3 separate regions of the Homo sapiens genome follow, and all the other regions are linked to region 2. Evidence: chromatin loops called from intact Hi-C (ENCODE). Cell type or tissue: dorsolateral prefrontal cortex. All regions are shown on one strand.

What was found. Hi-C counts contacts between places; a loop is a spot of excess contacts. Peaks named below come from ENCODE experiments on the same cell type or tissue, not always from the same donor. Only the 100,000 strongest peaks of a DNase experiment are listed, where the experiment ranks them.
Region 1: a loop joins it to region 2, with 5 times the contacts of the local background. A loop is called at or near these places in 21 of 110 quality-filtered maps.
Region 3: a loop joins it to region 2, with 3 times the contacts of the local background. A loop is called at or near these places in 5 of 110 quality-filtered maps.

Annotation. Positions count from the first base shown.
Region 1 is chr3:85,348,374-85,356,373 of GRCh38, reverse strand. The region is part of intron 1 of CADM2 (cell adhesion molecule 2); the gene reads right to left. Among named protein-coding and RNA genes, the nearest start is that of MIR5688, 33 kb to the left of the region's middle. In dorsolateral prefrontal cortex, no CTCF peak of the experiment used is centred here; no DNase peak of the experiment used is centred here; H3K4me3 peaks cover 3,696 bases; H3K27ac peaks cover 4,018 bases.
Region 2 is chr3:84,961,858-84,969,857 of GRCh38, reverse strand. All of the region lies in intron 1 of CADM2 (cell adhesion molecule 2), which reads right to left. Among named protein-coding and RNA genes, the nearest start is that of CADM2, 6.9 kb to the right of the region's middle. In dorsolateral prefrontal cortex, a CTCF peak has its summit at 4,552; a DNase peak (open chromatin) is centred at 4,537; H3K4me3 peaks cover 6,707 bases; H3K27ac peaks cover 8,000 bases.
Region 3 is chr3:85,078,033-85,086,032 of GRCh38, reverse strand. The region is part of intron 1 of CADM2 (cell adhesion molecule 2); the gene reads right to left. Among named protein-coding and RNA genes, the nearest start is that of SNORA95, 20 kb to the right of the region's middle. In dorsolateral prefrontal cortex, no CTCF peak of the experiment used is centred here; a DNase peak (open chromatin) is centred at 4,322; H3K4me3 peaks cover 1,038 bases; H3K27ac peaks cover 3,659 bases.

The DNA.
Region 1 (8,000 bases), 390 kb before region 2:
GTGTTCAGCTCCATCTCACCACAGCTCTTCCTTCTCTGCAACTCCCTAGTATTTTTTTCTTTATGTTTTTCTTTATATTAACTCCCAATCATTCCTCAAGATTGATGGTAGAATGCAACTAGTCATACAGAAAAACATCCCTGAATACTCTAGTATTAGAACATTCTTACCTACCTCACTCTTTCAGTCTCCTACATCATTTGTTGAAATTATCTGATAGTATAGCTACCTCACCCACTAGATAGGCAGCTAGTGAGGGTTGGCATAGTATCTGTTCTAATTGTGACTGAAAAAGCATTTTATTTGTTACATAAACCATGTCCCAGTAGTATTCGTTTGAATGAATTATTAATTCAAAACATTATTTAAAATGGCTTATTTGGTGGATCACAACATTTATATCTCCACCTAAGTTTAAAGTTGACCCTCTATTTTCAGATCAGAATCTTATTTCCAGCTCATATTACAACAAACATGAAACGTGTGCAGCAGTCATTCAGATTTGTGAACAGACTGAGAATAAATACATCACTAGCCCACTCTTCTTCCCCTCCTTTATTCTGCATCAAACACAACAGACCCTTCTGTTCTCAAAGACAATATACCCACTATCATCTCAGATATTGCCACTTGCTAAAATATTCTTTTCTCAGATACAATTTACAGCTATCCTCCAAAGCCACCCTATCTGACATCGCAACTCTATGTTTTCGCGATTTTATTTTTTCCTTTGCACTCACCATTATCTACAATTGTTTTGTCCCTGCTCTACCCTCTGCATCTAAAATAGTGCTTGGCACAAAGTAAGAACCCATGAATTCTTGTTAAATAAGTGAATGAAAAATGGCCCGAATGAAAATCTCTTGTTAACTTCTATTAAAAAATATCTAGTCCAATTTATTTCACAGCAAACAAATCTACATACGAAGTGAGAAATAAAAATAATACCCTAAGTCTCTAAGCCAAGGGGACCTAGAGTAACCTTAAAAATTGAGTTCCTGGCCGTGATGGGATAGGTGCTCACCATGCCTCAGTATTCTCTTTTCATATTAACCTTTAACCAAAATTATTTCCGAAGGAGTAAGGAGAAGCCAGCTCTGAAAACAAGAGACGGATGATGCATTCCTTTATTGCCTTTAGCTAACCATCATCTCGACCTCCACTGAACTCCCCTTCCCTCTTTGCAGTTTTGAGGTGACAGCTCACCAGTTTCACAATGCCTCCTTCCTAAAAACTGACCACCGTCCTGGATTGGTTTTGGCCAAATCACAGAGTGTGCACAATGAGGGTTTTTGCAACCTCTACCTTACCTTTTGAAGTCAGAGCATCGACACGCTCTGAAGTTTGAGCGTCGACCCAAGCTTGACATTAGCATGGGTCAAGCTAATGACAATGGCATTTTTTGGACATGGGTTTCCGTGAAGACAAATGAAGCTCAATTGTGCATGCACATGTCCCACCTCCCATATTCGTGATTCCTCCTATAGCACAGTAAATATGTATATTTGGCCATCTCACTCAGCATAAATTTCTGTTCCTTTCATAACCCCCTCGAAATGCTTACTCTTGTCTTCTGCCAGAGCCCAGGCTTCCCAGCCTGTGGGATAACCAGCCTGTAAGCTGCAACTCTTTATAAGAAATAAAGCTCTCCTTTCCAAATTTATGAACATCTTCATTCTTCAGTTGACAGAACTCAGATTATATTTCTGATCTTAGCAACAGAATAGGCTTCTCTCTCTCTCTCTCTCTCTCTCTGTTAGGTATTCTTTATAATATGATGTATGTATTTAAAATGCCCACATGCACACAAACATATGCATTTACACTTTATTTCCTTTCCTCTGCATTAGGTCACTTTATTATTATTATTATTATACTTTAAGTTTTAGGGTACATGTGCACAATGTGCAGGTTTGTTACATATGTATACATGTGCCATGTTGGTGTGCTGCACCCATTAACTCGTCATTTAGCATTAGGTGTATCTCTTAATGCTATCCCTCCCCCCTCCCCCCACCCCACAACAGTCCCCGGAGTGTGATGTTCCCCTTCCTGTGTCCATGTGTTCTCATTGTTCAATTTCCACCTAGGTCACATTTTGATATGATTTATTTCGACATATGAATAATGATTCTCCAAAATTCATATATAAATCAAGAATTTTCTAAATATTGGTTGATTTAGACACGATAATGTAATTCAATATTTTATTATGCCATCCATTTTAAAGGTAAAAACTATATTTCATTGTGCCATGTAGCTGAATATAAATAAAGGTATATTTTAAAAGTTGTCATACTCTTTTAAACAAACTCTTGTAGTCAGTTCTATTCCTAATAAGCTCCAGAAAAAAAAATGGCGTTGACAAGAGTAATATTTGTACTTTGATTCAAATTAGAATAATTGTACATATATAGTTATGTATGATTATATCCCTCAGTGCCAATAATGACCTAACATTTATTCAAATTGAAAGATAAATATTTTCACTTTTATTTGAAACAAAGTTGATATTTTTGTTGTATCATATAAATGGCCAAATTTTCATTATAAAGCAAGGACAAATGATTACCTAATTCTTCACTAATTTTAGGTGCATTGATTTCGGTAATAAGAATTTCAAAAAAATATTGAGTGGAAAGGAGGAAAAAGCAAGATATCTAATGAATATACTTTTATTATTGACATGCAAATCAATTGATGTAGCAATATTATGTAACCACATGAGTGGTTGTTAAGAAAGGGAAATCTAAGTAAAGGAAAACAAACACGATCCTTAATAATGATTCACTTTGATAAAATAACTCACTGCAAAAAAAAAACAAAAAAAAAGAAACCATCAACTAAAGAAAGGAACAGAAAAAATATAATTAATACAAAGCAATCATATAAAATTAATTCAAATGAAAAATAGAAGACAGAATTATTTCCCTGAACCAGGCACATTTATGTGTAAAGGAGTGAAATATAAATTTTAAGGGGCAAGAACAAAGCAAAGGTAAACATGAAAATTATACAACTGATCTTTATTTTCACAGAATTTCTTACATTGCAATTGAGAGGGGGAAATGGCCTCGCTGTGATTCTTTACTGAAGTGCTCTAATAGAATGGATTCCTGCTGCGTGTTTCTCTTAAGTTATAAGAGTCACTGACTTCAACTTCCATAAGTGTACCTTGAGCTTTGGAATTCTAGTCAATGACATATTCCTTTTCTCTTCAATTTTTCAAGGCATAAAAAAATAAGAAAAAATAATCCAAGCTGCAACAAATCATTTTACTAGAAGATCTCTAAAAATAGATTAGCTCTCACTCTACAGATCAAGTGAATATGTTCAAAGCATTTAAGGATAAATAAGCCTTCAGGAATTCATACCTGTAAAAATATTCATTGTAAGCTGACTTGAAAACTTCTACTTAAGGACTCACTAGTATTAAATTAAAATCTCTCTGTAAAGCTTAGCATCATTCTAGGAACAGCAGCATAGCATTGTGTCTGACTATTTGAGGAAGAAAAATTCAAGTTAATTAATAACCAGAACCACATGGATACAGTAGATTCAAAGACTAAAAAATCATTTGAAAAGCTAGGTTGGATTTGACATGGTCATCCAGTCATTTGAGAAAGAAAGTGATTTTCTTTTTAACTCATAAAATTATAAATATCAAAAAGGCATGTATTTGGTCTGGATACTGTGGAAGCAAAATTGATATTTCACCCTTATACCACTGTAAGTGTATATATCATCTTCCAAGTCAGGAAACAAGAAAACAAAACACCACCTCGTAACCAACTCTGAGATAAACCAAAGTAAACAAAGTCAGACCTGGTCCTCCAAATAAATGAAGCCGTGAAGGTACATTTTAATCCCTAATTTGCAATCAAAATCAGCTTTATCCCTCGCTTCCCAATGTGATAATCATAAAATAAATTAGCTGGTTTTTTTCACCGATAACAGAATAATATAAACTTCTTAAGATATATAATCTTGATGTTATTTTTCTTTGTTTTTATTTGGCAAGATAGTCCTCCTAAAGTTAGACTGACAACTTACTTTAAGTCAACTGCTCTCCTTTTCTAAATGTGTTTGTCTTCTAGTGCTGCTTTTATAATACAAAAGATGACAACACAATCGGTATGTATAGATTCTATAAAGCTGCTTTGGATCTATCAGAAAGAGATATTTTTATAAGATGAACTATAGTGCTTTAATTGTTAACCTTTTAAGAAACCTCAAAAAACACAAACTAAAATATAAGTTTCCTGCACTTTTAAATCAGGAGATAAATTGTCATAATCTTCTATCTGCTTTAAGTGTAAAAGTATTTAAGGAAATACTCAAAGTCAACAGCAATATATGACTTAAACAGTATTTCTAATAACTACTATTATATATATATGGATATCTGTGTGTGTTGCATGTGGAAATATATATTATTTCCACCATTTCTCTAATGGATGTCTGCACTGTGTAAGTACTCCAGAGAGTAAATGTAAGGAAGTCAATGACCCACAAGTTGAGGCAAAACTCTCTCTATGCAGTTCTTATACAGTCTCCCTTAAAAAGATGTTCCCACTAAGAGAATAATATTCTAAATCTCATTTTAAATGACACTATTCAAATATAGACAGGCCCAGGCTTTAAAAACCTTTAACTGCATTACAAGCAATTTTTCCCAAATTTTCAGGACCAGAAACACTTGCAGGCAGCTGAGCAATTCCCACATTCCCTCAGCCTGTGCAGTAAACTTTACATATTTGGGAGGCACACTCTTGTCAGGTCTTATGCAGGCAGCTTTTCAAAGCCTGAGTGTTCCCAGATCAAATTGAGCAGGTGGTTAAATATTCAAGGTCATGTGTGGGACAAAGTTTAATGTAATTCATGGAATAATGGAGTGAACATGAAGGAAAAACACAACATTTTATTTCTTTTGTTAACTTACTCCCATTTAACATTCTGAAGAAGCACCAGCTTTTTTCTTTAATTATACGTTATGCCTATTTTGATGTGATATCCTTTTAATGTCTCTGTTTGACTGGACAGAGTATAATTTAATTCTAAAATATGAAATATTTCCACCACTATGGTAAGCGATACCAGCTGGTGGCAGCTTCCTTGTAAGTTCAAACAAAAACACTTTAACTCAGCAAAGATGCCTCCTTGTTTTTTTCAGTTCAATCATGCCAAATTTAGAAATATTTTATTTGAGTAAGCATCTGGAATATAGTTCATCAAACAGTCAACAGATTTCATGCATATAGTATTAAATGTTCATATGCCCTTCCAGACGATGGCACTAAGTGATAAACATGAAGAGGTAGAGTAAGCCTATTAAATAAAAAACTTGGTACAGTATATCTGAGTTTACTTTTTAAAATTATTTTTGAGAATATTTTTTCTTGTTCTTTGAAAATGTTTTCTGTTTGATCATAGCTATATACAAAATTCTGCTAACATTATTTCCACAGTAACTCATGCTTCAATTAATACCCCTTATTTTAAACTATACCTTGTTCCACAGGGGAATATAATTTCATCTTTCAAAATTCAGCTTGACAGTATGATATGTAGCGGAAGAATTACATATTTCCCCATCTCTACTTTTTTTTTCGTTAATAACCCAAACCTTCTTGTTCTAGATGACGAGTACCTTCTTACAATACTTTCTCATGTACAGTCTTTGTTAATCTACTAAACTAAATACTGTGAGGCTGCAGATCTGACTGTCCTCCTGCTCCATGCCGAAACTCTATGAAAGATCACAGTATTTTCTGAACTTCTGAATGAAATAACTGAATAAATAAAAGACAAGTTATACTTGGATAAGTGATGATATATTAGTATTTGGAATAGGAAAAGATGAGATCAAGAGGTTTTTTGGAAGACAGGTAAAAGTACATGGTAGAAGGATGCAGAAATACTGGCTGTACAGGGCTTGGAGGTAAACTAGGAATAAATCAAAATGCACAGCAAAATGGCAATCATGTCAAAATAAATCATGGTACAAATATTTAATTTTAGAAAATGTTAATTTAAAAGTAGCTTTCTTATTAGACATGTGTTTTGTCATAGTATTATAGAAAGTTATATCAACATTAAAATAAACTATATTCGCTTTGGATATGAAAAAAATTCATGGGATAGTGGTATGAAAGCATTTATCTAGATATTATTTGGTAACCAAAACCTTCTAATCCCACCCTCAGTATAGACACTAAGAACTAAAATAATTCCTTACTGCCTATATTAAGATGACTTTGCGCTATTCCTCTGTCCTCGTTAGTGTTCCTTTAATATTCCTCTGTCTTCATAAGCATAATTTATTATTTCAGAAATACCTTGCCAAGGCAAAGGTTTTGATTGTTCATTATAGAGTCTTCCTGAAACACCCACCTACTCTTCAATGAAACATCAGCAGGCAGTTTTTCCTTACGATTCTTTGCTGCTCTTGCCTTAAACTCCCACCTTGCTGTTTCTACCAATCCTGAACGGTTGTGGCATGGTCTTTAACCCATCCTAGTCCAGTTCTTACTTCGAAAGACCCTCCTTAAATCAAACATCCAATTCTCCATAAATTCTGACTTTATATTCCCTAGTCCAAGACACTGTCTAAATTTTGCAAGGTTCTCTGTTCTCTCTCACTGCAATAAGCAAAACATTCATCTTTGTTTTATCTCTTATCAACAGTTTCTGTTGGTGATATCTGCAGAGTAAGTCTTTGACATGTTCAATCTATGTTTTGTATTCAAAATTAACTTCTGTTAGTAAAAAAAGTGAAGAAAAGTAAACTAAATGAAGTAATTCTCAAAACCGGATAGGAACAATTCTTTCTCGCACTGTAATGCCAAATGAAAGTAAAAATTGTTAGGGAAGACAGAAAGGGAGAAGTGGGGATCAAAAGTAAAACAAAACAAAACAAAAACTTAGCTTTAGAAATAAATGCCTAGGATAAACATCAATGAACAATAATACCCTGAAATTGGTAGTATCTGTATTTAACCTCCCAATTCCAGTTTTACTGAGGTTCACATACAAACACACGAAGAAACAGAACAGATTAGAGTATGTAAGAAATATCACTTTAAGCAAAAAGACAATTCCATTTCATTTAACTCTTTCACTTATGGTTAAACCTCTGAACGTTAAACCTTAATAAACGCGGAGAGGCTGTGTGAACAGAAAACAATCTCTGGACTCTTATGAGAGCAATTGAAATCTCTGAATAGGAGATAAAAGATGGCATTTAGAACAGGGGAGGTAATGATTGCATTGAGAATGTCTTGATAAAGATTTTCAGAACAGGGGCCATACAGGGAAACTCTGAATATTTAGGGTTATACAGAAAATTATGATTATGAGAAAGGATACTGAATGACTCACGTTTTCATACTACTCATATGTAGGTAATAGATCAAGATATTTTTCTTTGTATTCATTGTATTTGAATCAAATTCATTGATGAAAAACAAGACCATATGAAAAAATAAATTATTTTTCTGAATATATGATTATTATATTTTAAAACAAACAATATTTTAAAATTGGATTAAAATATTCTCTCTTAAGTAGGGTTAAGAGCTTCTCATGAATTTTTGTGTTAAGATTGTATTAATTTTTCAAGTTTTTAGGTAAAACTCTCACATTTTAATAGATTGCCTAATTATAAGTGAGTTTGTTAGGATATAGACATTTCACAGCTCTCATTGTCATACAAATTAGATGATATGCTTGACCAGCAATCCCAAAAGCAGATGAACACTGTGCATTTTGTTTATCTGTTAATTTTGTTATGCCATTGTTTTTCTAAGATATTTCCTGAAGATTTTTTTAAAGATAATTTTTGGAAAGGAACTGTACTACTAAAAGCTGATTTCCCAAGAGGCTTACATAAATTTTCTTGTGATAAAATGTGTTGGTTACTTTTATGTGTAACTTGACTGAGCCATGGGGTACCCAGATATTTAGTCAATGGTCAAACATTATTCTTAGTGTTTCTGTAA
Region 2 (8,000 bases):
GATAAGGGGTTAAATACCCAAAGATATCGGGAAGATTCAAATAAATGTTTACAGTGCAAATTTGAATTGACTACCCTGACTGAAAGCAATTAATTCATATTTTTGTTAAGTACACCATTATTTAGTATTATTTTTGTTTCTTGGGGTGCATTTCTGTCTTCTTCCTGTGTATTACATATAAATGAAAAGTCACTGCAAATATTTATTCTATTTGGAGTACTGTATTGGCATTTTGGCAGTTATAATGTAAATACTTAAATATTATCTAGATCCAATTAAAGAGTTGTGTCAAGATTAAATCTTTTAGAAGAAAACTAATCAATCAGTGGAATGAAAACATTAAAAAAAAAGATAGACCAGACATTCGATTAGTCAAAATACTATAATAATAATATACGAAGTTTTATATAGATCACAGAATAGACAAAATCAAATGCTCAGTTCTCTCATGAAATAAGAACACATAAATGCTTAAAATAATCAATAGAGGGCAGATGGCATTCTTTTGTCTACTAAAACTAAAACTATAGCTTCAAAAATTATGCTATTGTGTAAAATAATCAAACAAAAATTGTCAAAACATATTTATTATATCAGCTTATAAAACGCTTTTTATTGCCATAAGCATAAATAAAAGAATAAAAGACACAAGTTGCAGTTACAAATTAAACCACCATTTTCTTATGACATAAGACACAGAGGAAGACATGTAAGTCAAAGGGTACAATTAAGACAAATGCACTCTCATACTCATGTAATATAAGAAAGTATCCCCCTTGTTAAGTGATAACACATACAAAACAAGCCAATTCTTATAGCAATCTCTCCACAATTGAAGTCTCTTTAAGAAAAAGATGTCTGTCTCTCTCTGTTGAGTTCAGCGTCTCTCTATACTTCCACCAGTATTCAAATTGCATCCAAATTAAAACCCGAAAATAAAATGTCTCAAATTTGGCAATGCACTGATATTTGGCAGTCCATAAAGATTGCAGGCAATTAATACTGCTTAAATATCTACAGCCTCACATAAAAACCAGCAAAACTTCAAGATCCCACCATAGCAAGATGTGTTAATGGGCTAGTTAAGGAATAGAGTATTGACTTAGGAACAATTTCTGATTCTTCTTTTTGTTTGGGAAAGTGAAAGGAACAATCCCTATTCAGGGTAGGGGATACACATTTTCACTCATTATTTTATTTCAATCCTAGAGCAGTATCTGTTATTTAGAAATAACAGATACTGTATTATGTATCACAATGGTGAATTTAATTCTGCCTTGGCAGGATAACTAGTAAGTGCAGAATGTGAGTAACTGCTTGCTATATTGGAGTCATAGATATATAATTGCCTTCAGAAACATCCTTCTCTGAATACCACCTACACATTAATACATGACAGTGAACTTACAGCCAGACCCCTGTTCTATCCCACATGATCCCTGAAAAGGCTTTGAAATGAGGACACGTGCATAATTAAGGCACATTGAATATCACAGAACATGTAACAAACTAGAGTATTATGAATCCTTAGGGGAACCTCGTAGAACTAATACATTTTCTAAAGAAAGCTGCACATGAGTAAAGGGAGACTAAAATGCTAATTAGATCCTCTCAGTGGAAGCTATAGAAAAGTTGATTCTTGAATCCTGAAGTTGGACACAGAATGGAACATTTGTATACAGAAGGGCTGGAGAGGGAAAAAAAGAACTTGACATAAAAGCCCTTGAATAGATGATTTACACAATTCATGAGAAAATAAATGAAGCAAAATAAAAATATAACAGTGGGAGAATTCCAAACCTCCTGAAAGGGTTAAGTATGAGAACTGATTTCGTATTAGAAAGGGATTATGTAACAACAGAGGGAAATACTCAGCCTAGCATATGCTAATTTAGGCAGCTTTGCCAGGCCTTTCTCTGTGTGTTTGGCTGGCTGACTCACATTCCTTTCCCCTTCTTTTTGCCATTTTTATTAAGAGATTACGGAATGGAGCTTTCAAAAAAATGCAATAGTAACAATAACAAAAACAAGTCAATACACATTGCACATGTTTTATCCTTGCTAAAACGCTGGGGTGTGCTCCTTGGGGGTTGAAAGGAAAAACACCCAATCTGTACATATTCTGTACATATCCTTTAGCAAAACACTTCTTTATTCTTCATTCCCCATTAATTTATTTTAATGGATCTTTCAAGTCAGTAGCATGGGCAGGGAATGGGAGGGATATTATATTCCTGGAGAGTATAAAGGAAGCCGAGTTACTATTCGGACTTCAGCACATAAAATAGAGAGCAGTAAAGAAATGGCAATTAAATAAAAAGCTTACTATATATTTTTCTTTGCTTTTACATATAAATATTCTAATTCATAATACATTATTTCTCATTTAAACTTAAGCCTACAACTCCAGATTGAAAAACAAGAGATGTAAAAGGTATCAGAATGAACGGAAGTTATGAATGTCATGGACACTTTCCCCCATGGGGGATACAGGAGAAGTTAATATAAAATATGAATTTATTAAGAAAATTAGGACTTTTTTTACACACTATAAATTTTAGGCCTTGATGTTTAAATAAGCATTATGGAAGGCACCTGCATTTTAGAATACAAACAATTTTAGCCTAAAGGTAAAAATATTTCCTTACAATAATAAATTAATTGGCTTTATAAATTATAGCAAATCAATATAACAGCTATACACTTAGCAGTCGGCAGCATATCTTTGTCAGGAAAGGTATGTTCTCATTCTGTTCTCAAGGACAACTTTAGATAAGCAATGTATCCTTACTGTAAATTAACCATCATAAAATATATAAAATTTTTAGAAACTCAATTTGACTTTTTAAAGGACTTTGTTTTCTTATAATGTGAAATTATTTGCACTATTTGATCACATTTAGCTTTGAGATTTTTTTTTCTGAAAGCAAAAGTATGCTTATTTTTATTTTCTAAGCAATGCCTAATGACATCAGTATTTAACCCCTGGAAAAACTCCTTAACTATGACTAGACAGGGACTTCCTCTTCAACAATGAAATGGCTGAAAGATAATTTAAATATTCAAGTGAAAATGATTTGCTGACTCAGAAAGAGTTGTTTCCAAAATTGAACAATGACTGTGTTAATATTTACTTCAAAGACCTCTAAAATATAATGTGAATAGTTAATGGCCCCCTCTCTCTATGGCAGATCTTACTAACTTAGCTCTGTATCTATTCAAGTAGTAACAAGTTCTTATCACTCAGTTTCATAAGCACAAAGATAGATGCAGAATACTCAACCCTATTGTTATTTCATAAATTGTAAGACTTGTGTGTGTGTTTTTTTGTGGAAGTCTTGTTAATCGTTGTTGCAGCCTGAGAAAATTTACTTTAAAAAAAAATAAAATTCTTAACCTTAATTGAAAGAGTAAAAGAACACAATGAGTAAAAACAAAACAAACTCTTAACTTTTCCATCATTCTATTATACATCCCTGAAAGCCCTAAACTCTAATTACAAAATTAATAAAGATGTTCTTCAGTCTTAAAAATAATGACATACTTAAATGTGTATATATGTGCATATATATAAATAAGTGACTGTGGAATATTTCCATACTCAATAATTACATCTCTGATTTTGACATTAATATTTAACTGATCCCTACTTAAGCAGAATATTTACTTCACTAATTTTTAAATAGGCTGCATGCTTCTAAGATGAAAACGGTTTCGTATATGCTTAAGGAAATCCACTGAACACATTAACAGGACCAACTGGGCTCACTACTTAGTAAAAATCAGTATGTATAACATGTTCAGTTTTTTGTTCTGTGGCAAATGGAATCAAAATATACAAAGCTACGTTAGTTCCTTTTATCTGATAGGGTTTAATGCTATAACAGTGGGTTTATAACTCTTACATTTTTAGAGAACATATCAGATGACTTTGCCTATGTGATAAATAATATTGTGCAGATAGGAAACATTCTCTATTGATGTGACATAACACAAATTATACTTGACAACACTAAATAAACTGAAGAGACACTGAACAGTTAACTCCTATTTTGTAAAGAAACTGCTATATTTTCATAGTACAGGAAATGCTCTAATAAGAATGAGATTAAAGGACTAACTCCTTACTCACTGAAGGAAGAACTGGATAACAGAATGCTTCCCAGCCCAACAGTTATTAAGTCCAACACACGTAAAAAATAGCATGGAAATCCTATTTTAATTTTGCTATTCATCTTCATTAAACTGACCTATGTTCCCGATAGTTTGGAAGAAAATTAAATGTTCACCATTCATTGGATGAAAATGTTGATAGTTTTAGTAGGATTTTATTCATCTCTAAACAAAATATATGTTCTCTCTTTTGCTTTGTCATAACCTCATGTGATTACAAATACTCTGGATCATTTCTGGTTATAAAAAGCTAAAGGATGTTTTATGTCCACTACAAGCTATGAAAAAGACTTCCCATTTCACTCTCATGCCACATGACTGCTTTCCTGTGAGTTTGTGGCCTCTGCAGAGCACATTAGGCCTGAGATGCCATTTGCATCATCACACAGCAGGGGGCTTCAGCTGCCACAGCTCTAGGTTAATCCTCACCCACCTCTTTACACAAGGAATTTGCAGAAGATGCCTTTCTTGATACAACAGAATTGCACTCCAAAAATGCTTGACATTTTCAAATAAAATGTTGGCAATGAACGTGTCCTTTTAAATATTTTAGGTTAAATCAGTAAATTTAAATTGTGTCCTTCATTTTTTATGAAATTAGTTTATGATCTAATCTAATGTAAAGTATCTGGGGTTTTTAATCAAGGAAAAGAAAAAAATGGTAGGAAAAATGTTAAAAATGACTGATCAGATTGAATTCACTTAAAGATGTATATTAAGAACTATTTATGTGATACTTTAGGATAACTTTCATAAACCAATATAGCTTACAAAATGTCAAAATTAACTCTTATGTGACTTGACAAAGTATGAGTGCTTTCATATTATGAAAAGAAGAGATCATTTAATCCCATCACAAGTAATTAGGACATATATATTATTCAATCCAACATGACTGTTTATGCATCTACTAAAATGAGGATAAGAAAATTGCATAGCTATGTGAGGCTCAGAGCTTGCCCTCAGGAAGCTTAAGTATAATAATTGTTGGGCACTAGAACTATTTTAAGAGAGTAAATCAGACCAATATCTGCCAATTCAACAAAGGGCTTTTGACTTCAGTTTTGAGTCGGCCTCCTTGGTTTGTGATTTTCCTTCTCTCTACTTCCTCAATCTATTCAGCTAGCTGCTACAGAATAGGTGACTTAGCCAATGGGTTTAATACAGTCTAATAAAATGAGGATTATTTCTCAATAAATATCATAGAGCACTTGTCAGCAAGATCAAATAAAACATCCATATGACATTAGGTCTATATTTGATTATTAATGTACCCCCAAATCCTTCATAGTAAATAAGGCTTACTTGTCTCAATCATTGATATACCACAGACTACTTAAGGAGAAAATTCATGTCATTTGGTGTTGATTCCAGGCCACTTTCAAATGCATGCTTAGGATGTCTTCCAACATTTTTGCACTTCCATTTTGCTCTTTAAGTGATTTAAGTATTTTTTTCTTTAAGAAAAATGACATTCTACCACTATTTAATTGTGTGACAAATAGTTTTCAAATGTCTTATCTTCTAATGAAGGACACAAGAACAGATCATCTCAGTTGATACTTAGCTTTGTCATGTTATGTTCCCAGAGTTCTAATAGTTATAGAAATGGGAAAAAGACAATGAAGTAAGCTTCCACATCTTGATATAAAACTAGTCTAGAAACTCCTTATATTTGCAAAGATTTTCTTAATTACCAATTGTCTGATGTTTGACTATTTAAGCCACAGTTATTGCATTTAAGTATATAGGCTCCACTTTCCAAAGTTTATGTTAATCAAAAAAGGGAGTGAGAAAACTGTATTTCAAGAACTGCATTTGGCATAAGAAATGAGCTTGCCAAGACTAAAGTTAACACATGTAAAGGTAAAATAGTTGGAAAGATATGCTTTTAGGAAGCGTAAGTATTTCATTAAGTGTATATAAGATGTATTATAATGTGCTTTCTAAAAATGTAAGGTGAGGTTCATGACAGATACTGAGGCAAGTATTATGTACGTCCAATGAGATTTAATTTGAATGTATATTCAAATTAAATTGTGCTTGTGTTATATTTTTACTAAATGTAACAAATAATTTACCAGAATATACCACGGCAAAAAACAAACAAACAAACAAACAAAAAAACCTAAAGCCCCAGTATCTGTCTTGGAGGTGCTTTTTTATACGACTAATTCCAAAAAGTAAACACAGTTCTCAACAAAATGAGGTCTTGTATGCATGTATGCATGATTATTTCTTGTTATATTTTGCCCTTGTTTCTTTTTTGCCCTTTCCAGAATTGTTTCCTGTGCTACCCAGGGCATTCTCTCCATCTTTGCAGTGCCCCCTCAGGCATGGAAAGGCATAAGGTTTCAGCAAGGGTTAGCAATTGAACTGGATCTACTGTATAGCCAAGAGAGGACTTAGTTACAGGTGGCAAGCTTTCCTTGCAAAGAAATTCATTTCTGTAATGTGTCCCTTGCGCTTACTCCAGATTTTCCTCTTTCTATGATGAGGGAAAATAAGAAAAGACACATTGTAACTGAACACCAAATGAAATTTTGCTATTTAAGTAGCCTACATTCCAAGTTATACTTTGGCCAAACAAATGTTTAGCCAAAAGCATATGTTTATTCCCTATCTATTATTCATTTCCTAAAGACACGATGAGGATGAGGACAAACTGGCAGATGTTATAGAATTAAGTAAGCCTTTTAAAAAAAACTCATTTTATCATTGACTAGATTCTCACCACTGGCTTATCACTCCACATATTAACAAGCCAGAAAATTGATTTTGCTTCCCAGAAAAAAGGTAAAAAATATAGGTGATAATATAAAATACAGTCAGTTAAAACACAGAAACATGGAGAAGATATGTTCAAATGAGTCTTCTTGTCTTTAATAATGATACTGAAAGAAAGAGAATAGTAATACATGGGATAAATAAACTGATTAGTATTACTTAAGTGAATATCACTATAGTGCTGATAAAGCTAAAAAAAAGAAGCTAATGACTGACTATAGTATTTGCCTAGTCATAACTACTAGCAGGCAGGGCAGACTCCCTCTAGCCAAAATCAGTCGCTCACTAGTTCCCCCGCCACCCTTTTCTCCCCGCACATAGAAAGACCCGCTAAGTATTTAATCTATGTCCAGAAAATAAAGCCTTCATTTTACAACCTAACCAAGTCCTAATAAAACAGTAGGGTAGGGGAAGAAACATAAATCTGAACCCCGAAACAATGTTCTCAGCCAAGCCTAAGACAAGGAAGGCATGAGCAATTTGAGCAAAAACTGACAATATCAACAAACTATGATGTGTCTGTGGAGCAGTGTTTGATGAATAAATGTGAGGCAGCCATAAACATGAGAAGACAATCCAGTGGTGCTTTGTGCCCCCTCCTCTTTCTTTCTTTTTTTTTTTTTTAAATCCTCGTATCTCTTTTAGTGTATTCATATGGCCTGATCTAAGATGCTCCTAAGTCCACAGACATGGATGGACTTGTGCTCTTTCCCTGGTTGCTGTATAGAACCTTTATTTATTTATTTATTTATTTATTGGACCTAATGCTGGTGTTGCTGCTGGTTGCAGTGGTGCATTTTCTCGGCTATACTCACACCCCTTCCCCGCACCCCCCGCTCCCCAGTCTGCTGTGAAAAGCAGCACTGTCTTAATCATTGGTTTACATACTCAATAAAAGAGACTCATGCCTGAATGCTGCTGATGGAATCTCTCCGGGTAGAGAAAGAGTAAATCCTCCTCCAGGCTGAGAGAGAGGCACCAGCAAACAGTTATTTCGCACTGCACTGAATAGACAATTCACAGGGAAATGTTGAAGGAAG
Region 3 (8,000 bases), 120 kb before region 2:
TGTCCTAAACATCTTCGTAATTTTTCAAAAAATGAAATCCAAGTCTAGACTCTTCCCATTATGACGATGTGCAGTTTTAACTCTTGTTTGCAATCACTGTGCTCACCCTGATGCCCTACCCATGAAAAATTGTTCTTTAAATACTCCCAGGTGATCAAATGTGCTGCTCATAGGCATACTGAGAAAAAAAAGCAAGGCATAAGAGAGAATTAGAATGATATAGTTTGCGGAATTAATTGATGGTTCATTTAACATGGATGGGGTCAACTCGTTATATATATTGCCTTTGCTTTGTGTAGTTTGTGTTTAAAGACAATCACACATGGATATGAAGAATTCTGGAAAGTAAAAGGCAGGATGAAACGATTACTGGGGGAAAAGCAATAGAGACTTGTAAAGAAAAACTAACTAAGAAGTGATATGCAGCAAAGTAGCACGTCTTCTTTTCTAGTAGTAATTATTCCTCCAAAGGTCTTTAAAATATCTTAAGAATAAACTAACAGGGATCGACTGAAATGTCCATCAATGATGAATGAATAAAGAAAATGTGGTGTGTACACAAACACACATACATACATATTTATATGTAATACATATACATATATATATAATTGAATACTATTGAGACTTTAAAAAAGAAAAAAATACTGTCCTTTGCAACAACAACTATGAACCTAGAGGATGTTATGCTAAGTGAAACAAGCTGGCACTGAATGACAAATACTGCCTGATCTCACTTACATGTGGAATCTGAAAGAGTCCAACTCATAGAAGCAGAAAGCAGAATAGAGGTTACCAGGAGCTAGGAGATAGAAGTAATTGGGAAGATGTTAGTAAAAGGTTACAAAGTTTCAGTTAGGCTGAAAAAGTTCTGGAAATCTATTATACAGCTTGGTGACTATAGTTGATGGTATAATTCATACCTGGAAATTGCCAACAGAGTAGAATTTAAATATTCTCACCATAAAAAAAATTAGTATGTGAGGTGATGAATATATTACTTAGCTTGATTTAATAATTTCATGAGGTAAACATATATCAAAACATTATGCTGCCTAACATAACTGTATATAATTTCTATCAATTAAACTTAATAACCTAAAAGTACTTGCTTAAAAAGCTGAAAATAATTTCAAGGGTCTCCTATCATTAAGAATCTATAAAATAAACAGAATTATACTTAAAAAAGAAAAAATCAAGAGCAACCTAATATTGAAATTTATACCTAAAATACATTGTTGATTAATCCATTCATTGAAACAAAGCTATCTAAGAAAATAGAATTTAAGCAATAAATGCTAGTCACATATATAATTTTAATTTTTTTAGTAGCCATATTCTAAACATTAAAAAGAAACAGGTGAATTTACTTTAAGTAATGTATTTTATTTAACCCAGCTTATGAAAATATTATCATTTCACCATGTAATCAGTGTAAGAGTTATGAATGTGACATTTTACATTCTTTGTTTCCTATTAAGTCTTCACAATCTCAATTTGGATTAGCCAAAGCCCCATCACTCATGTGGCTAGTGGCTACTCTATATTGGAGAACACTGGTTTACTACATTCCTATACTGAAGTTATTTTGCTTTTTTCTCAACCAACTGTTCAAGGTGATAATTGGATCTGAAAGACCCTAAAAGTAGGTGGCATTCATATGTTTCGAAGTGAACGAAGGCAGTTTACTATTCTAAAAAACAAAATGAATATTTCTTTTTGCTAAAGGCACATTTTAGCTTAAGCATTTCAGATACTCTAAGGGGAAAATAGAAAGAAACTCTGGTATACATAAAGAAATACTTCAAAGAATTATTTTGCAGTGTAAATGGTTTAAAACCAAAAGCATGGATCATGCTATTAGCATTGACTTACAACTACAGAAAAGCCTAAGGAAGTCAGAAAGCATATCAGCTCAGCAGACCAGTCACAGAAGGAGCGATGCCTTTCACATCACGCAGCTTATTTCAAAACTGAGAACTGACAACGCAAGAGTTGAAAACAGCAGGGCATATAATAATTGGGTACTTCATTGCATGCTAATGGCTAAGTCAGTATATCAGTAAAAGTATTTATGGTGGGTAGAAATGCAATCGATCATTATAGGCTTATTTTTAATGGACTATTTCTTTCTATAGGAACTTAAATTCAATGCTAACACTGTTTTCTGTTTCTGTAGAATACATGTTGTGGCTCTTTATAATATAAATCTGTGGCAGTTTGTGTTTACATGCCTCTATTTTGCTTGCTCGGTAATTCAGCCACAATAGTTAGGGTCAATAAAGAAAGACAAAAGACAAAAAAATGATCAAGGAGATTTTAAAAATATTTTCTGGAGTTAGAGAAAAACATTTTAATTATTTTATTATTGTGGCTTTTAGTTCTCCCAAAACTATATACCATAAGACAACCAATAGGGTATTCTAGAGTAGAGCATCCTTAATCGGATCTTCATTAAGGTTCATTGTCAACTTCATTGACAGCACTTCATTAAGAGCTGTCTCTCCTAAGGCTGTGATCTCTTTATATTCAAGATCATGTATGTGAAAGACGAAGATAGCATTTCAAAAGAACGGTGTGCACAATCTTTACCAAAGTTTAGGTGAAAGATGAAGGAGAAGAAAAGGTAAACTTTGTTACATGGAATAAATTCATTCTTCATGTTATATTCTTGATTGAAATTGAATCAGAATTTCCCTGAAGGCAGAGAGAAAAGTGCAGGTTAGAGCTCCCCTTTTTCATTGTTTGGGCAACACCGTTTTCACAATTTTAATTTTACCCCTTTCTGACCTTATCAAGATTAAGAGTTGACACTTATAGCCCAGGCATCTGAAAAATAAGCTTTCTTATTTAGAGGACAGACATGATATATGTATGATGTGTTTCCATAACACATGTATATAATATAATACACATATACTATGTATATAATACACATATACATATGTATATGGTATAGTACACATATACACAATATCCATATGATATGGAAACACACAGATGGCTAAAATCAACCAAATACAGCATTCTCGAAGTTGTAAAATGATATTTTAAACATGAAAACTACAACTTGGAAATTTTTTGCCTCAACATTGTTATTTTTTTAAACTTCTTCAGGACATATGCACTCAGTTGGATTTCGCTAAACAGCTAGCGTGTGTTTTAGGAAGGGATGGAGAAGCTTTGTGTTTGCTGCCAACATTGCTACACAATTCCCCATCATCAAATATGCCTTTGTTCTTTCAGATTATGTTTTTCAGACTACTTGTAATATGATGGCTCCTCATTCTGGCTTTTACTGAAAAATCATCCCACTGCACCCTTGCAATAAGACCCCTAACCGTGTGCCCTAAATTCTAGGCAACTACAAGAATACCTTCATTGTTATGTATTCAAGCACCCCGGCACCTAGTTATCAAGTCACTTCTATGTCACAGGTCAAGAAATGTATTCAGTTTCAGAAAAGTTCAGCGATTTGTGCCATTAACTGAGAGGAAAAATAACTACAAAGAGCAAAGGGCTTTGCATTTTTCAATCCGTAGTCACTGTTCTAAAGAAAGAGCATGGCCTTTAGAACTGTGAAATAACTTTGTCCTTCATAAAGAGTCGCATTATGTCCATGTATTGCAAAATAATATGCCCTGTGCATTGTAGTACAAACAAGAATCTTTCAAGCTCTTTGTAAAGTATATGTGCAGTTAAATATATTTTGCAAAAATGTAAGACATAATATGTAATAAGGTCCCAAGCAAAGTACATATCAATTTATTGGATATTACTATTATTTTCTATTCCTACCTTACAATGCTTCTTTGCTGCCTTGGATTTTCAAGACAGTATCCTAGTTTCGATGTATATACAAATATAAGGCAAATATCTGCCAAATGACAGAAGAGACGCTTGTGATCTGAATTTGTCATTTACTAATTGAGCATACGTGAGCTAATAATAACAATTTTCTATTTCTCATTTCCTCCTCTATTAAATGTGGATAATATATATGCCCCAAATAAAATAGAATGGTTTGTGAAGGAAAATGAGGTGATATTTATGAAAGTTTTTTTGATATTAGTTATCACAAACATTTCACAACTGTTCTGCATCAAGATAACAAACACTTAGCAATGATACTTGGGAACTGAATTATTTTTGGCTATGTACCTTTGTCTTATTTTCTGAAATATTTGAAAACATTCCTTCTTTATACCAAGACAGATATGCATTACAGACAATGGTATTTACTCTTTTGTAATATCCCACGTGTCAGCTTTACAGGCAGAGAGGAGAAATGCCGGCCTCTTCCTCGATGCCCTGGAGTGGAGCTGTTAGACAGAGCTGAGGAATTGGAAGATGGCCAGAAGCAGGCTGTCCTTCACCCTGTGGGACGTAACCTATCTTTCCAAACTCAAAAGGAATCACTGAGATGATTAAACCTGGAAGAGTTACTCACTTTACAATCTCCTTTGTTCTATTTAGAAAATAAAGGAAATTGTTATCCACAAAGTGTAGAAAAAGTCGTGTATTATTTTTTTGAAATAACCAGGCCAAAGTTTATGAATCTTATACTTGGTATAAACAAGGAGTGTTTCCAAATATTTCAAATATTCAAAATGAGGTCATCAGAATGGAGGACGTTGCTTCATATTATGTCTCTACCAAGTCATATGCGCTCTGAGCAGTTTTACATGAGGTAACTCATTTTAGTTTTTGATAGAAGCTAATCTCTGGGAAATTCTGAAAATGGCCCATGGTCACATAGTGGGTAGATGTTTGTCTGATTTCAATGCGTATTTGTCTGATGAAACAGACACCAACTTAACAGGAACATCAATGACTGACTATAACATAAACTTAAGATAAAATGGAATCTGATCAACATTATGAATATTTTCACTTATTATACTATATATTGAATTGTAATTTTTCATGATGAAAGAAAGCAAAAAATAAATGAATTTAGGATTATTGGAATTATAGTAACAGTTACTGATTTACAAGTAAAATAAATTGTGGGTACTGACTCAGATTCCCTAAGCTCAGAAATTTTCAGTATTTCCTCATTATTTTGGAAATATTTCTAATTTCCCTGACCTATATATGTAATGTACAGTCCTGGATTGTATTCTAATAATTAGTTTTAGTATAAGAAGGTGAATGTGTAGTGTAATTTTTAGAAACATAAATGTTGTTTCAAAATATTTTTAATTGTTTTATAAAAATAATTTAAACTACTTGAAAAAAATAATATAGGACTAAAAACATCTGGACCTAGAGGAATAATACAAGGATAGGTTTACTCAAATTTAAGTGAACAAATAAGAGGTCATCTGAGAATTACTTAATACCCAAATATGTGATAAAAATTCTCTTTTTATATGCCATAAGCATAAAGAGAGAGCTCAAATGAAGATTTTTGATATTTCAAAATATTTATATTATATCCATTGAGAAAGGAACCTGAGGTACTATTAGATTAAGATTATTATTTTGGTACTGCTACCGACAATTCTGAGCTTAATGTTGCTAATGTCTCTGATTATATGATGTATAATGTATCTGATGTCTATGACAATTGAAGGAATATGCTTGAAACTGTCTGGACTGAGATATTCAGCTTTTGTTGAATGCCTACTCCTTTTTTCAGCATTTAAATCTTCCTGACATATCGACTAAACAGAAATGATATGTATTTTCTGTTTTTGACCAAGCATGAATCCATGGTCCGCTAAAGTGACTACACAGTGAAATACTCACATAAAATAGGAGTTAAGAGGCATGTAATGAAATTTCTAAAGGTAGCCAGCTTCCTATCTATATGTAATGTTGTAAAGATTGGTCTGACCAGCTACAGAACCGACCAAGGTATAAAGAAGTACATCATTTAAGTTAATTGATATACCTGAGTTCATATCCCATTTTCAGAAATTTAAAATCCCTTCTGAGATTTCTCAAAAATAGTATTATGATATTTGTTTGAGATATTTAAGAAGTTTTTTTTCTTGACACTTCAATACTTACTATTACCTCTAAAGTTTATTTTGTGTTTTCCTTTTTCATTTTTTGGTTTCCAATAGTGTATCAAAGAGTGGAAATGTGATAGTACATCCTTCATCATCCTTCCTTCTCAAGTTCACAGTCCAAAACACTTCTATTTTAGTGATGATGTTTATTTTGCGTTCATGGTTTATGCATTATCTAAAGGGGTATTATCTGGAAAAGTAAGTCTTAATATAACAAATATACGTAAAATTTAAAGGTATTTTAATTACAGGTTGTGGTCTTACTATTATTCTTCAAGCTATTGCTATGTAATTTTTTTTATTTTTGTATTTATTATATCAATCAAATGTGGAGAGAAAACTACAGAAATTGAAATTATGTGCCCAAAGGATAATGACTGTGTTGCATTCAGCATTGTCTTATTATTATACGATTTTCTTATACCAGCATGGTTAAATACTCCTAACACTATGTTTCTGTTTCCACTTTATGTGTGTTGCTTTATTTCTCATTGTGAACATCAATATTTAAAGTATTTCTTGTTAATAACCCTATGAAAAATAGATAATATAGTTTCATAAATATTAGGTAATCCTTCTACAATTAAAGGAAGGAACGCACATTCCTTTAGTCAATATAGATTATACCTATGAGCCCACATGCATTTTATAAGTTCACATACAAAAGTTCATGTCAATATAAGATGTACCTATATCCAGGAAAGACAATTGATAAAATATCTCATACTTCCTATGTGAATAACTGTTATAAATAAAATAGTATAATATGTGCATTGGCATTGCTTAATTTTATTCAATTATTACATTATGAATGTTTTATATGTTTAAATTTCTGCTATTTCATGGAAATAGCTAGGTTTGCAAAAAGATTAATTATCACTTAGAATGTAATTTTTTCTTTTAGATAATAAAAATTAATTTATACCTAAAAATCTAATTTAAACTAAGCCCATTTGCATTTACTTTATTTTCTCAGTATTGGCAAAACAATATAACCACTAAATAAAAATGTATTGCAGTAAAATGAGATCACTTATAATGGCCTCTTTTTTTTATAAGGTAGTTACAACAGTGATAATGTTAATATACACTGTTAGCATTTCTGTATTATATGAGACACCCTGGAAGTGCAGACTACCTAAACTTTATTATAAAGTGCTACGGCAAGAGTGACATGAAAGAAATTCTTGTGACATTAAAGAAAAACATAAGCTTACAAATAGCATAAGGTTATGACCTGCATATACTTGAACATGCTCAATGGGGTTACCGGCTATATTTTCCCCTAATAGATTGTAAAAGGCTCATTTTAAGAGAAAAAAAAAAGAAAGAAAGAAAGAATGGGGCATTTCAGAGAACATCTATTCACTATGATCTTGTGAATGAAAGTTATGAATGTAAAATTGGAAGACAGTTTCTGGGCTTTGTGCAGATAAGATATCTGCATATGAATGTCTTTATTTCAATGATTTTTGTAAAAGTTTACATTGATGATGTAATGCTACAAAAGAGTCTTTATCCTGGCTTTATATATAGCCATATACAAATATATTCCACAAGATGCTATGTTAATCCAAAATTAAATATATTTGCTTTGTTCTTAGCTCTGAAAAGCTGGTGGCTGATCCTAAATCAAAATCACAACCTTCTATCTGTAGCAGGAACAGTTTATTTATATTAATGTCATGTACTTCAATATGATTTGTTTTCTGAGATGTCCAGGAACACAAAGGACATGTTACTGGTTGATCACCAGATATGAATTTTCTGTTCTTTCTCTTTCTGCAGGACAAATTTTAAAAATAGGATCATTTAAAGAAAGGCAGTGATACAAAAATGCAAAAATTCTTAGAGTTTAGTTACCAGCCATTTATCCCTTACTAAATGACTTTTTCCCAGTAAAATCACTGGCACCATTATTTTGAGCCATATTTCCATATACATTCCACGTATAATTTAATGAAGTTAAGTCTGCATTTA